Regions from separate parts of the Mus musculus genome. Here region 1 is linked to region 2. A link is a loop called in an ENCODE intact Hi-C map of the cell type or tissue named here. Cell type or tissue: left cerebral cortex. All regions are shown on one strand. Each heading gives the region's core, and the rest is flanking DNA. Links, peaks and the distances in the headings are about the cores only. Region 1 holds the start of Ptn (pleiotrophin). Region 2 has its middle 120 kb from the start of Ptn.

What was found. Peaks named below come from ENCODE experiments on the same cell type or tissue, not always from the same donor. Only the 100,000 strongest peaks of a DNase experiment are listed, where the experiment ranks them.
Region 1: it touches region 2 in a loop (8-fold over the local background); 2 of 42 quality-filtered maps call a loop at or near these places.

The regions. Positions count from the first base shown.
Region 1 is chr6:36,803,492-36,811,833 of GRCm38, reverse strand. It overlaps Ptn (pleiotrophin), which reads left to right and starts at 1,655. Exons shown (of 5, transcript NM_008973.3): 1 at 1,655-1,940. In left cerebral cortex, for the core only: CTCF peaks have their summits at 1,755 and 2,499; DNase peaks (open chromatin) are centred at 2,354, 2,994, 3,257, 3,754 and 2 more places; H3K4me3 peaks cover 2,596 bases; H3K27ac peaks cover 5,394 bases.
Region 2 is chr6:36,687,186-36,695,527 of GRCm38, reverse strand. No RefSeq gene overlaps it. Among named protein-coding and RNA genes, the nearest start is that of Ptn, 120 kb to the left of the region's middle. In left cerebral cortex, for the core only: a CTCF peak has its summit at 3,874; a DNase peak (open chromatin) is centred at 3,880.

The sequences.
Region 1 (8,342 bases), core at 255-8,254, 120 kb before region 2:
CCTAGAGGATAAAACTGCTCTCACTTGAGAACCACAGATGTAATTAATTTTTACATATACCTTTTTAATCAAAATGTTATATGTTGAAGCAGCAAATGAGATAGAACTGACATCATGAGACTCTCATGCTTGCTTTACCAACACCAGAAACAAGCACCATAATTAATCTGGCATGGTCTACTGAACTGACAGTAGGAATATGCTAAAGATGAAGATAAAATTAAGGGGCAAAAAGGAAAGTCTTTCTGTCATCTTCTTAGCTCACTGTGGAACTGTAGGAAATGGTGAACTTTTCTCACAGTAAAGAAAGCTTATGAGTAGTTCATGATGTACACAGGTGACACCAGATGAACACTCACATGGACTGTTTCATGGCAAAGATGAACTTTCAAACAGGGATGTGCATAGCCTGGGAGTTGGTCTTGAGGAAGGCATGTGCAATTTGTGTGTGGAAAGGTGGTTTAGCAGAAGAGACTGTAAAGAATACAGATCAGGTGTAAATGTGAATTTCTGTCCATTTTTTCGTTGGAGGGCGGGGTGGGGGGAGGGGCAGAAACGAAGATTAGTGGACTAAAAGCTCTACTCCTGCAGGGTCACCTTTGTCCCTCGATTACTCTTGGACATTGGTACAGGTAACAGCCAATAGAAGACTCCTAGTCCTTAAAACCACTTGCCATAACCAATGGCTGTAATTTTAGGAAAGGAGTGGTCTTAAGATGTGAGGGCTTAAAACACCCTACGGAATCCATAGGATCTGTAAGTTGAGTTGAAGAGATGTATCTTTGGTGAGAAATTGGAGCCAGTTTTATAATTTGACCGTGTTTGGGCAAATTGGGGTTTTACTCCATCTTTTCTGGTCAGTTTCTATGTGTGACTCAAAACTGTCACTTTGCTCTCCTTGGTTAAAGGAGAGGAAGGTCTCAGGAAGCCAGGAAGCCCACTCTAATTCTTACAAACCCCAGAGCTTGAGCCACACTGATTACCCCCCTGTGTTCTTTGCCAAGAGCATGCCACAAAATATGTGACCCGAAGGCATCGAAGAAGCCAAGAATGGAAAAATTCCCTAAAGGAAAGTGACATTTAATTGGGAAATTTCAGAGATCTGTCACTCCTAGTGACAACCCAGAAAAAACTGCTTTGCAGCTTTGTGACTGGAGGTGAGCTGCAACTGTCAGCTGAAGTTAGCAGGGACTCCCTGCAGGGAGGCCTTTAGGGGCGGAGAGCAAGGGACAGCTGCCTTTGCACATGGCTCCCCCAATCTCGAATAGAATATCGTGTGTGTGTGTGTGTGTGTGTGTGTGTGTGTGTGTGTGTGTGTGTGTGTGTGTGTGTTTAAAGCTGTACCAAAACTGTAGTTTAAAATGCTGTCAATTTTCCAATTAAGATATCCAGCTTGATAAGCCGAGCTATGGACCCATGGGAGGGGGAGAAAAACATGGTTCTTGGGAGTTTGTACAAAAAATATGGTGCTGGGTGGGTGCTAAGAACAAACGGTCTTATAACCCATGGTCTTTCTACACAGATCCGTTTGGGGAAAGACTGCCCCCAGAGTAGCCTGCTTTTCATAAGCTTCCCAATCAGATTTCGGGGGCAAAGCACTCCCCTCCTCCCTCGCACAGCCTGCTTCTTCTCTCTGCCCTCTCTCGTCCCTCCCATTCTCTATTTCCCTCCCCGGCAGGGTGTAGTTGAGTGAAGGCAGGATCAGGTTCCCCGCCTACCCGTCCAAATATCCCGCCAAGGAAGCCCCAGAGCACAAGAAAACCCAAAGTGGAGAGAGGGGAAGAAAGAAAGCACTGAGTCATCCATCCAGAAGGGGGGAGAGCAGAGCGCAGCCGCCCAGGCAGGAGCATCAGCCAGCGATACCTGGAGTCTGCAGAAACCTCGCCCGCACTTTGCAACAAAGGCAGCCAGCTAGTCAGCGAGGACCTCTGCAAGCCAAAGTAAGTGCAAGATACCCTGTGGTTTTCTCCAAAGGGTCTCTGGTGCAGTGTGCCTACCCCCCAAAGCCACTTTTCTGGTAGCCTGCAGTACGTGGAGGGGGTTGGAGCAGGAGAGAGGCTGCCTGGAGTCCGCTAAATAGGACTGCTTTTAAAAACGGACTTGCTCCAGAAGGCAAAACAGCCGAAAGGAAATTTTGGGGGGAATGAGCTAAGTAACCTAGCATGTGCTTGGATGGGAAGAAGGAAAGCAGCTTTTGGGCTGTGGAGAGTGCATGGGGACCGAATTCCTGCTACCTGCCAGAGCATGCAAAGCGCGGGAGAGGGCACATTTGTGCTCTTTGTAAAACCTGGAGCTTTGGTGGGTGTGTCTGGCCCAGTAGGCATGAGAGAGAAGAAAGGGTGTATCAGTAGACAGGTCTCATTTCCTACCTCCACTTCTCAGGTTGCCCTAGAGCTTGCCAACTGCCAATTGCTGCCCGCTCTAGGTGTGGTACATGCCTGGCAGCCTGCCCCTCCTGTGTCTGCTGATGGAGAAACATCTCCGCCAGAGCAGCCTGCACTCCCTAGCCTGCCCACGAGCCCAGAAACGCTTCTAGAAACAGTTCAGTCCAAAGTTTCAAAGGCACACTTTGGAGTCTACCTTTGCTTGGTTGGGATGCCAACTGGCATAGAAGCACTTACGTTTTCAGTTGTATCCAAATAAGCCAGGGTTGTGGTAAAGACGAGTTTGGCAGACACCCGGAATTTCTGAGGTGATATTCCAGTTGTTTCCATAATATATTTTGAGAAGAAAAGTCACTTCTTTTGTGCATAAAACATAACCTTTCCTCTCTTCTAAAATATGTGTGTGTGCATGCGCACACACACATGCACACACACACGCACACACACACACACACACACACACTTCTATGGGATCTGATGTGGCATATAAATACAAGAGCACACATGTAACTCACATACAGATTGCTAACTAGTTCTTGTCTCCTTAGTAATAAGGACTTTGGAGCTGTAGGAGCAGAGCGAGACTTCAGAAGTAGAGTGGGTGCCTCACAGAAGGAATGCACACTTCAGGGGAGAACAAAGTAACAGAGTTCTAGTGGGTCAGCATCTTTCCTCTTGAAACTACCAGGCATAGTTTAAAAAGTGTGTGTGTGTGTGTGTGTGTGTGTGTGTGTGTGTGTGTGTGTGTGTGTGGTGTGTGTGTGTTGGAAGGAAGGGCCTGGGAGGCACTTCAGGAACTACCAAAGAAAAGCTTTTGAACTAACAACATAATGGAGCAATTTCACGATCCCAGGCAAACGTGGAGCTGATGAAACGGTCCAGCCCATTTGGGCCCTTTGATCATCTGGGAATGAATTGTTCTGTGAGAATATTAAAAGGTAATGAGAGCGAAACAAAAGAGAAGTCAGCCAACACAGCACAGAAGGCTGGTGTTTGCCAGACTCATTATGTCCCTTTTAAAGTAAATTATGTGCCTTCAAGGCCAAGTCATTAGAAACACTTATAGTCCAGTTAAATTCAAGGGAAACTCAGGTGCCCTCCCACTCCTCTTTGGGCCCTGTGTAATTTCAGACCACCAATAGTGGTTGTTTCTTATCAAAATGAAATCATTTTATTTTAAAACCCCAATACCATGCTTTTGAACTGTAAGGAACTTTTAAAAATTCTCTCATCAGAATTAAAGTCTTTTGAAGAAGGTAATCTTTCTCCTGCTGCTCATAGACCCAGGTCTTCCTCACTGAGTGGACTGCTTGTATGTGCAATGCTTTTCCCACACCCCACACCAGCTGTGTGTAAACTGTAGCCCCTTTAGAGTGTGGATTCAAGTGTTTGTCTGAGGCACAAACACTTATATTCTCAGGGGTAGAGCTGTGGGCGAGACAGACCTACTGTTAACATGATGTTTTAGTCATCTGATCCCTAAATTATATCCCATAGGGGATGAGAATAGAATATATTTGACTGCATATTGTATTATATGTATTATATAATATTTAATTGTCTGTATTTCAGAACCCCTTTCTAGGACACTGGGGACCTGATCTTACCTGTTTAGTGAAAGTTTTATGGTTTTTTTTCTTTCTTTGTATCTTTCATTGTTTCCTTCCTTCCTTTTCCTTCCTTCCTTCCTTCCTTCCTTCCTTCCTTCCTTCCTTCCTTCCTTCCTTTCTCTCTCTCTCTCTCTCTCTCTCTCTTTCTTTCTTTCTTTCTTTTTTTATTTTATTATTATTGTTCAAGACAGAGTTTCTCTATGTAGTCTTGGCTGTACTGGAACTCACGATGTAGACCAGGCTGGTCTCCAACTCACAGAGATCTGCCTGCCTCTGCGTCTCCTGTGCCAGGAATAAAGGTCTGTGTCACCACCTCCAGTTGGTTTTCATGTTTCTTATTTAGTCTTTACAAACAGCAGTCTGAAGCAAGATCGGACTTTTTTTTTTTTTTAATTGGGTAATTTTTTTTCTTGCAATTCAATGATCTGGTTTGCAATTTCATAAAAACCTGGTCACTGAAAATAATACAAGGCCCCCAAATAGTTTGTTTTTATCAAACATTTTAAGTTTTAAGTTTTTATTTTCTCCTAGAGATATTTCTGATTTCTCATTTCAGTAGCAACCCCACGTGGCGTCCATGCTGTCATTCCTCCGTGTGATTCCCTGGAACACTCTGAGCTTGCCTGAGCTATATGAAATGCTGTGATGCTAGCAACAGGCTACAGTCAGAAGTAAGGTTACAAATGGCAGTTCCCCAGACACTTGTGTTCTAAATATGCCAGCATGGTGACGAGTCAAACGTCCTTGACTCTTGTACTGATGATAAGGCCCAACTGAGACTACTCGGGACAGTGGAACAGCAAGGGAGCTCCACACTGAGTGAGTGCTCCTTACTTACTCAGAAGGCTAGTTTATACTGGATTGTCCAACAGGGCAGAGCCATATACTGTTGCTGACCCATGCTTTGAAAGGAAAGCTGAGCTGGGTGGGAAGTGTTTTCTCCTCTGGATGCCAGTTTCATGAACAAATGGAAGTGCTTTAGTGTCCTGTGGTACAAGCCACACCTTCTCCCTGGGAGTGATGGGAAAGGAACATGTGGATATGGACTTCTTTGGGAACTGGTCCTGCTTTTTCTATCCATCAATTGGCTTGAGGAGAATTTGGATCTTGGCCTTTCTTTGGGAAGTCTTTCCATTCTTGGTGTTTATGACCTGTCCAAGATACCATTTGTTGTGATATTTTACTTGGCACTATAAGCCAGACTTGTAGATAGCAGTTTGCATGTTGCTATTACAATCTTTCTAGATCAATAACTATAAGACGCCTTTTATGATAATGTAAGGTATCTATGTTTAAAAGGGTAGCTGAGAACAAATACCATTGAGGGCTTGCAACTATGGTAACACTTGAAAATTTGATCAGGCAGCTCACCTTTACCATAATTCCCTGTGGCTTAAGGATAGGCAGGGATAACATAATCAATAGTTCATACCTGAGACATTTTGATCAATAAAGTTTATTTTTTCCTAGTGATGTTTGCATTTAGTAATTTTACTATACTGAATTTAGATAAAGTCCCATCTCAAATAGAAAAAGAAAATATAGAATTCCTAAGAGTAGAATTCTTAGACTCTTAAGTCCACGAATATAATAATAACAACAACAAAAATTGGCTGCTTGGTATTAATCTTGAACAACGTGAGTCCTGGTAACTGACTGGTTCTGGTCTTGAGAAGTTCTCTTAGTAAATACCAAATCACAAATAGACATGCCTCTACCCCTTTGTTCACACACTTGTTTGGAAAGCTATGTTAACTTGTGGGATTCCTTACTAGAAATTCATCTAAAACGAATTCTAGGAAGCTAAAGAACAGTGCACTCCCACCTGTGTCTGGGGAAAAACACCCTTTAAGAGCCATAGGTGACCATCTGGCAGTCATTTGCCCTTCTTCTTTGATTACCATATAACAGCATTATCTGCTAACCCTGCCTCCTCATGACCATCATCTCTTATGATCCCTGTGATGCATCAGCGTCTGACCTTTCCCCCCAACCTCTATGCACACTCTCCTTATCACCTATTCATTTCTCCCCAAAGCTTCCAAACATGAGCATTCACTTTAAACATTTCTCTTCTCTCTCTTCTCCCCCTTTATTCCAGATTCTAAAGTCCCAACACTGCCATAGCCCTTTGTGATTGACTCCATGGGAAAAAAAAACCTACAGTCTCTTTTTTTTCCTCTAAGTGGAGTCCTAGACTGCCATTTTTGTGGTTGTGGTTTTGATTTTGTCTTGTTCTAAGACAAGAGTTCCCTGTGTAACCCAGGCTGGTCTGACCCTCACACAGTCTTCCTATCTTCCTTTTGTATTGGGATTATAGGTGTATATAAATTTAGATTCTTTTTAAACTCTTTCTTCCTCCTTTTCTCCCTCTCTCTTTCCCTTCTTCCCTCTCTCCCTTCCTCCCTCATTCCCTCCATCCATTTCTTCTTTTCTTTCTTCCTTTCATCTATGACTAAGAACTGAAGGGAGTCATTGTGGACCAATTCTATTTTGATATAGACTTGGTATAGCTTTATTTCTAACAGACTTTTACAGCTTCTAAGTACCCCACTGTCATCATATAATATGCTGTGGTTACAAAGACAAATGAATGCAACTTCATGAAGTTTATTACCTATTTGATATATACATGAGGCAGTTAGCCCCAGCAGGCGATATAGCAGTTATGACTTTTATCCTAAGTGGTTCCAGTGAGAAATAAAAAACAGAGCCCATGGTGGGGTTTATCACATTAAACACGTATTTCAAAAGCATCTGTGATTTAGGATGGAGGATAAATTAAACTCTCCATTTCCTCATGTTTTCATTTCACATTTGCTGCATACTGGACCAGGAATAAAAATGTATCTGATAGCTTACGAATTTCAGTCTAAGTTTATTTAGAATAAATATAATTTTAAAACATGATGCCTCACATTGGGTGTCCTCAGAAAGATTTATTCAAACACTCTATGATGATGGCACTCTAATGAAATGTATATGTGGAGGAAAAGAAAGCAATCTTACTCTAGCTGCCACTAATTAAAGCCACAAAAACTGGTCCAAGCCAAACTTCCCTCCATGTGATGCTCAATTCTCCTTCCCTTTCTTTCTGTGTCTCCATCACCCTTGTCAAAGAATAGCTCCTTTCCCATCAGAGTGGATTCAGCTAATGATTCCCAATCTGTAGTAGCTCCACTCAGCCACAGCACTAGACCCTCTTAAAGGAAAGGCTGGTCTTCCTCCACTCTAGAACCTTACATTATCTGATGGGCAAAAGCCCATCAGAGATGCTTCACAGAAGGCTGAGAAGCAAATAAAAGATAGACAACCCTGAAGACTATCCATTTTCTTTGCTAATCATGATCCAATCCCACAATGTCCTTTACCCATTCCTCCTACCTTCCAATAAACATCATGTATTATTACCGATCTCCTCAGGCTTCCAGAGCAAATGTCTCCAAGTATCACTTTCCTGCTTTCATTTGAGGGATCCTGTTGGTCTGCAGGGTTTAGTCTTCTATACCCCACCTCCCTTCATCCTTTACATCAACATGGTTTCTGACTTGATAACTTCGAGAGTAAAGAGAGAATTCATGCTCTTCTATAACCAACTCAACATATTATTTCCTTCACAACTGTAGTCTAGAAATTTCAAAAAAATTATTTCTACACTGTATATCTGTAACAATTTATTGTTGTATGCTGAACAGGGAATGCTTAAAGAAAGCAATGTGGCACCTTTCAAGAGTGTATCTGCAACAGAACAAATATCTTCAACTCCCGAGTTTGAATGTTTTATTTTTCTGTATCAAATATTACCAATTCCACTTTTGTACAATTAATTGAATATTTCTCCCATTAGGCTCTCAAATCAAAGCAAAAATCCAAAATATATATAATGAGATGGCAAATAACCTAAAACAGACCTACTCTTCAATGTTCGTTGGATTAACTCAATGGGGCATATCTTCAGAGTTTGTCTTAACAGGAGGACTCACAAGCCCAGAGTATATGACAGGAAGTCAGGAAATGGACAGCATGAGATACAGGTGCCTCCTTCTACTGACTCCTTCTGTCTTCTCATCTTTCACGCTCTGCTCTCCAACACTCCCTACACAACATGTGTCGCCTCTTCAAGGAATGCCCCCTTTTATTTTCCTTGATCATTCTGTCTTTCCTCACTAACTACAGTTCAAAATTGAGTGTGCCCAAGGCCTGGGATATTTGGCAGGCGAGCTCTCCAAAGGTCTTGTTTTTTCCCATAAGCTTTGGAGAGCATTTTTCACATAGGAAACTCCCAATCAATAGTAGATGCCCCATGGCTGGCATTAGCTATACGCATAACTAACCCAACCCTGGGAAC
Region 2 (8,342 bases), core at 210-8,209:
CAGGCAGTCCACCTCTTAGAGGTCTAGGAAGGAAATAATCAATATTCCAAGTTTCTGCCAGGAGAACATTCGCACCACACCACTGATTTTGTTTTGACTCTCACAAGGATGTTCATGCTTTACTCATGTTCGATACTTCAATATTACCGAGCAACCCTCAGCACCCACTGAAATCAAGCTATCCTTGTTAATGGAAGCAATTCCAGATGCATAACCTGTCTACAGAGAAAATGGATAGGAGGTCAGGCTTATCTCCTGACTATATCCATGCATCCTTAAAGGTCTATGCAATGACCTAGTCCAAACATGTATAGTAACTATGAAGTCCAATTCTTAGAGTCAAGTCTTAAAGATCCATTTAATCTAATATCTATAATTTACTTATTTAATTTGGTTTACATGCTATGTGACAGGCACTCTTCTAAGTCTTGGGGAAAAACAGTAAAGAAAGGAGACAAAGTGTCCTTGAAGAATTTATGTTTCAAGAGACACATAAAATTTACACTGTAGGCTGGGTGTGGTGGGGCGCACCTTTAATCCCAGCACTTGGGAGGTAGAGGCAGGTGGAGTCACAGTGATGCAGCTTCACCAAAGAGGGCAGGAGGCCTGGTCACAAAGCAAGGTGAACAAAAGTTTTACTGAAGTGGCTAGATAGATGGATACAAGAGGAGACCTCTTGTATCTTCAGCTCCAGGAGATCCAAAGCCATCTTGTGGCTCTTGCAAACACTTATGCATAGAAGATATTCACACATCAAAATAAATCTGTTTTAAAAAGAAGTTTAAACATGTCACAGCCTTTTATATGGAAATTAATTTCTTATTAGCAATAGTAAAGTGGAAATCATTGGCTAAAGAACACTAGGCATGTCTACTCATCATCAGAGGAAAGGACTCTTTTCTCTGTTACGTTATCCCTAGCATACAACAAAGGTCAAGCACATACGAGGTGGGTGGGGAAGGCATATGTGAGTATTTAAGTGAGGTGATGACTAGATATCAACTCTGTCCAGCTGTTATTTTTTCATGAATTGCAGAACCAATCTTCTCTAGGTATCCACCACATGTACTTCAACCATCTCACCAAAGTCTGTTGGTTACTTCAAATTCCTGCATTCTGACAGCCTGTTTTCACCTCTAAATCAGTATGTTGAATTCGAACAAAGACTCATTACTACAAAAAGAAAATAAAATGCATTTAAGCAATGAAGGGAAGAATCTGCCGGCTCTCAGTCTGAAGTGCCTGGCATATTTGTGATTTTGTAATTGCTTGCACAACAAATGCCTCCAGAAGAGTCAAATAATGCATAGACATTCTATATCCTTTAGAGAATTGTGTATCCCTGCCTTATACCTTACATTAGGTTGGCTGGCTTTCATGTGCTAGTTGTAGCACTGTGTGTGCCGCGCTCTGGTTCATCAGAACAGTTCAGTGACTGAGGGTGGTGGTCTTCAGTCCACTCCTGTTCATCCCCCTTCTAATGGCAACATCTCTTTTCCATCCACACGCTATTTGCTTCTCAAACATAATGAAATTGGGTAGGAAGAGAAAAAGAAAGAAAAAAATAGCGACAGACAAGTAGATCAATGGAATAGAATTGAAGACCCAGAAATGAATCCACCTATGGTCACTTGATCTTTGACAAGGGAGCTAAAACCATCCAGTGGAAAAAAGACAGCATTTTCAACAAATGGTGCTGGCACAACTGACGGTTATCATGTAGAAGAATGTGAATTAGTCCATTCTTATCTCATTGTACAAAGCTCAAGTCTAAGTGGATCAAAGACCTCTACATAAAACCAGAGACACTGAAATTTATAGAGGAGAAAGTGGGGCAAAGCCTCGAAGATATGGGCACAGGGGGAAAAAATTGGGAATAGTACTTCTTGAAGATCCAGCAACACCTCTCCTGGGCATATACCCAGAAGATGTTCCAACTGGAAATAAGGACACATGCTCTACTATGTTCATAGCAGCCTTATTTATAATAGCCAGAAGCTGGAAAGAACCCAGGTGTCCCTCAACAGAGGAATGGATGCAGAAAATGTGGTACATTTACATAATGGAGTACTACTCAGCTATTAAAAACAATGAATTTATGAAATACTTAGGCAAATGGATGTATCTGGAGGATATCATCCTGAGTGAGGTAACCCAATCACAAAAGAAGTCACTTCATATGTACCCACTGATAAGTGGATATTAGCCCAGAGATTTAGAATACCCAAAATACAATTTGCAAAAAACAAGAAAATCAAGAAGGAAGACCAATGTGTGGATACTTCATTCCTTCTTAGAATAGGAACAAAATACCCATGAAAGGAGTTACAGAGACAAAGTTTGGAGCTAAGACGAAAGGATGGATCATCGAGAGACTACCTCACCCAGGGATCCATCCCATAATCAGCCACCAAACGCAGACACTATTGCATATGCCAGCAAGATTTTGCTGAAAGGACCCTGATGTAGCTGTCTCGTGTGAGGCTATCCCAGTGCCTAGCAAATACAGAAGTGGATGCTTACAGTCATCTATTGGATGGAACACAGGACCCCCAATGGAGGAGCTATAGAAAGTACCCAAGGACATGAAGGAGTCTGCAACCCTATAGATGGAACAACAATATGCACTAACCAGTACCCCCAGAGCTGGTGTCTCTAGCTGCATATGTAGCAGAAGATGGCCTAGTCGGCCATCATTGAGAAGAGAGACCCCTTGATCTTGCAAACTTTATATTCCCCAGTACAGGGGAAACACCAGGGCCAAGAAGTGGGAGTGGGTGGGTAGGGGAGCAGGGCTGGGGGAGGGTATAGGGGACTTTCGGGACAGCATTTGAAATGTAAATAAAGAAAATATCTAATAAAAAATAAAAAGTACAAAATATCAATCTATCATATTATTTTTAAATCAACCCAGCTGAAGTAGGGGAACCATACATCATTTAATCACCTGTTAGTCTGATGGTCAGCCAAAATAGCTCAGCTCTTCTTTAGCACTGCTCAGGGTCCATCCGTGTCACAGTCACACCAAAGTCTCAACCACTTCCCTAGCATTCAGTTCCAAAGAAGGCTTGATTAACAACCAGCCTGCTAAAGCTGAGTATCTGAGGAAATGTTGTATTGAAATACCGAAGCCTCAGTGCTTAATAAACGCCATCCAGTCTTCTTCCACAAAGCTCAGTACGATAGAACTCTTATATGAACCAGGAAAGCACGTTATATGCAAGTTCAAAATTTCTGTTAAATACTGTTAAGAAATAACCAGTGAAATCATATTGAATAATATATATTAACTTAATATAATAGAAACATTTCATACACATCAAAGCATAAATCTTTTTTTTTTTTTTTACATTATCTTTTGGTGTTGGAGTTTTGAAATCTCACCTGGTGTACACTTGACATAGAGAGCATGCTGGAACTGGCGCTGGATACTCAGAGTCCGTGTTGACTCCTTTATTGGAAAAATGATGCTCTTAAGGGGGTACATTATTAAGATTAGAGGACAAGAAGCAGAATAAGATATTATTTATTATTTAAGTACTTGTAAATTTTTATCTACGAGAGAGAGAGAGAGACAGAGACAGAGAGAGAGAGACAGAGACATAGAGAGAGACAGAGAGAGAGAGAGAGACAGAGAGAGAGAGAGAGAGAGAATTGGGGTATTCTGCTGCTCAGTGCAGGCACCTGGCAACTCACTGGTTGTGTCTATATCACAGCCACAGGTGCTGGCTGGAGTTCGGAAGCTCAGCTGTTACTAGGGGCTTTAACAGATTGACAGCTGCTTTTGAGACCCAAGCTTGAAACTGAGGCTAATAAAGTCCTAGCACAGAACTTGAAGTCTGGTTTGTGGAGACAAGGCCACCATCCTGTGGAATCTCAAGGAACTGCAGTGAAGCAGTCCCCTTGTGTGATTAAGATGTGGAGGGCAGAGTCCTCAATGCATCCACCCTGGGAGAAAGCTGTGGAACATGTGATCAACCTACCTAAGCAGTGTGCAACAAACCTGGAAAAGATCCAGGGAAGGGTCAGAGAAGGGTGATTCCGAGTAAAAGGCAGACTGAAGTTACGAAAATGTGTATGATTAGAATCAACGAGATCATAAAATGTAAGATGAGGACTTGTCCATATCGAGATTTGCTAAAACTAAGGTTGAAGTCTCAAGTATGATATCCAAATCCACGGTTTTTTACCAGGAAATACCTTTAAACCTTTTCACATATTTAGCTTTTAAATAAGCTAAGTGGTGTACGATGCTGTGTTAATGTTTTTGAATAGTCATGCCAGTAAGGCCAATTATCAGGAAGTTTGGAAGTGACAAATTGTCTTCAAAATGCCAAATTGTTTTGGCAATATTAAGAATCTCTGCCTGTTTCTATGGAAATCCCACACTTATCTACCCTCTGGCACCCAAACACTGTTATGTTGTTTACAACATAATGACAGCGTTCCAAAATATTAGAAATGCACAATGTTGGTGCTTGGAATTGTGAAGCTAATAAAATGGTAAGAATATGTGTGCCGAGAAGAACATTCAATATTCAAAATTACGTCTTCAAGGCTTTTTTATTTTAGAAAAAAGAGAAAATTCCCCAAGTACACTGCTATGGTGTCAGATGGATGACATCAAAGATGAGTTATTAACCATGTTTTAGATCCTGTAGCCAAGTTAATGTGGTTATTGGTTGTGGGCAATATAGATTTATCGATTAATGATACATAAAAATATATTGCCCTTAAAAATATAGGGCTGAAATGTTAGGTGTAATGGCTTCTACATGCCATCTAGACAAAGGCTCCTCTTACTTCATGGTTAGTGATAGACTGAAAAATAGTCTGAATTGTTCTGAGTGTTATCAAGCAACCACTCTAGAGTTAAGTTGCTCTTTCTGTATGTTGGGTATTTCTAACACAATATTGTTGATTCTATTCTTCTTGCCCTTGTTATATTTTAATCAATGATATGACTAAGTACTTAGAAAACATAGTTACTGAATTAGTACATGATAAAAAATTGAAGAGTAGCTTACATGACAAATTTCAGAATGAAGTTTTAAAATGATTGTGATGAACCTAATCCAAAATAATGACACTTAATGAAGCTAAGCTGTCTTGTAATATAGGCAAAATAATGACATTTACAACGGGATTGGGAGGACTGTTCTTTGAAAGAGTTTGCATAAAAGTACTCTGGGACTCTAGTTTACTGTAAAGAAAATCCTCCCACTCCGAGGTATACTTTACTTAAATGGAAGTTTGGATCCCCCAATGAAATTTGGTGGCAGATGATCTCTGAGGGAAAGACATGTGGACACCAAAATAGAGCAGATGAAAAGAGGGCTTCAGTGAGCCAGGGGCTGCCAATCTGATGAGACTTTTATAGCCTATCTTTCATTTTCCTGCTTTTTGAAATGAACATCCCAGAACAACAAAGGCATTCATTGACCTGTGGTAATTTCCATCTCCCAAATTTTATTCTGGCTTTCTATACATCTCTCTTTTCCATCAACTCATTCTGAAGTTCTTTGCTTTCACTTTCCCTATGTTAATATTTCTAGGGAGGAGGATGGGAGGAGGGAAGCCTTAACTTCCCTAAAGCCTTGAGGGCTGACTGGGGTTGCAAGTCATTTTATAAACCAGCAGTTTTTTCTAGTTCTGTGATAATAAAATAATCTCTGTTTCAGGTGTGAGGTTTATGCATCCATGTTGACTGGACCTGTGATCTGACTCTCTCTCCCTCTTTCCCTTTCTGCCTCTCTCTCTCTCTCTCTCCCTCTCTCTCTCTCTCTCTCTCATTTATAATCTTCCAAGAAACAGAGAAAATATTTAAATGTTTATAAAACTATTTATATTTGGAGGGGATATCAGTGAGGAAAGTGTCTTGGTTGCTTATTTCTCTCTGCAAAGAATATTTCTAACGTTTAAGGGCATTTTCATTTCAGCGTGAAAGAAGACACACACAGCACACACACACACACACACACACACACACACACACACACACACATGCACACCCTCTGAACAGCTAAGCAGGCTTACCATAGAATCAGTGGGTTGTTGTTTAAAACACAGTTTCTACCTAAACCACAGCTTGTCCCAAATTACTTTTTTCCCTCCTCTTCTTACCTTGACTGCTGAGTCCATCCTACATTCTGTGCATGAATTGCCTAGGCAATGAAGATGTATAATCAATCACTGGCTGGAAGGAGATGAGGAGATCCTTCAGGAAGAGCTGGCTAATCCCCAAGGTAAGGCTCTGAGGAGACTGAGGGCTGGTCAGAGAAACACTCTCTATTGCTCATAAGACAGGGGGACACATTTTCCTCCTCATCCAGGTCATACCAACAGTTCTAATTTGGATCCTGGGCTAATGCTATAAGAGTTAGTTAACCAAGAATCTGAAACTAGATAGCCCAGGGTCCTAGGGTAAAACCAAATACTATGATTCTACTAAAACCATGTAGCAATAAAAGGACTCTTAATGACCTTCTGTTCTACTCATAGATCAGGGCCTTGCTTAGCCATCATCAAAGAAATTTTCTCCTGCAGAAGAGAGATGCTAACACAGAGATCTACAGAGAGACAGCCAGACATGACACAGACACTGAGAGACCTTGGAACACTCAGCCAAAATGGGAAAATTCTCTCAAATTCCTTCCCTCAGGGTTAGGGAAATCTTGTGGAAGAGGAGGCAGAAAAGAGTATAAGAGCCAGAGGCGATGGAGATCACCAAGGTAACAAGGGCATTCAAAACAGAACAGGTCTGAGGTGCATGTGAACTCAGTGACAGAAGCCACATGTACGGGGACTGCATGAGACTATAACAGATGGGGTCCTAGATCTGAAAGGAGTAGGTACACATGCCCCATGCCTGACCCAGAAGCTAACTCCGACGAATAATTACTTGAAAGTAAAAATTTAGTTTTCTCCAAGGAAGGCTCACTGGGAAAATTACTCTTATGGGCAGGCTGCATGCGCAGCAGTAGATGGCCAATATAGCATTAACTCAGCAACTTCTTTGGTGGTTCCTTGTCTCATAATGTCAGGTTGGGGCCCCTTATTGTTTTAAATTGTGTCATATATATATATATATATATATATATATATATATATATATATATAATGTTTTGTCCTATTCTGAGGTGTTACTTTTTGTTTTATCTTACTTTAGTATAATCTCTCAGACTCCTGTTTCTTTTCTAATGAAAGCTGAGTGGATCTGGATGTCAGCAGTGGGGAAGAACTGGGAGTAGAGGGAGGGGAAACCATAATCAAGGTCTGATATAGAAAAAACCCACACATCTATTTTCAATTAAAGGAAAAATAGTAAGATTAATTTAGGAGTTATTTTATTTCTAAAGTGTTTTTGATTATTTTTGAAGGTCTAATGAAATCTAGATGCATTTTCCACATTGTTAACTCTTACTCATGATAATATTTATTTTTTATCAATATTTATTTTAATTTTAGTTTTTGATAAGCTTTGTTTATCAAAGCTTTGTTTGAAAAGAAATATTTACAATCATTCCTTATTAAACTACCAAACATACAAGTGATTTCTTTTATGAGATATTGCTATATAGCTTATGTAAGATTCAAACTCATCAGCCTCTTACCTCAGACTTGTCAAGATCTGGCAGTACAGGTCCTCCATTATGCCCATATCACCAAGGACTCTTGCACTTTTATTTTTCAATATTATAAAATAATTATATCATTTCCCCATTCTTTTTCTTCCTTCCAAACTATCCCATATACTCCTCACTACTTATATATCTTATACTTATATACTTAAATATCATATACGAGTGTAGTAAAATTATTTGGGGGTTTCCACCCCACTGTTGATTATTCGGTTCCCAAGCAGAAGACACATCACCTTTATACTTACAACAAGCTTTTAAGCGTTAGAGCTGGGCAGATATCAACCCTCTAAGTTATTTTGTCTACATCCCTGTCAATAATTCCATGATAAAACTTGTCTCATTTTGCCTGGGCTGCTCTTATTCCAACTGGCCAGCCTTCATGGCCATGTCTCCATTATTCATGTATCCCACAGAATCTTCTCCTCTGTCTTCATCTCTCAAGGTTGGGAACATAAGCATTACCTACCTCTCTTCTGGCCAGCTACAGGCCATAGGCATCTTTATTCAACCATAGTTGTTTGTTTGTTTTTCCGAGACAGGGTTTCTCTGTGTAGCCCTGGCTGTCCTGGAACTCACTTTGTAGACCAGACTGGCCTCCAACTCAGAAATCTGCTTACCTCCTGAGTGCTGGGATTAAAGGCGTGCACCACCACAGCCTGGCCGGTTTTGTTTTTTGTTTGTTTGTTTGTTTTTTTAAGG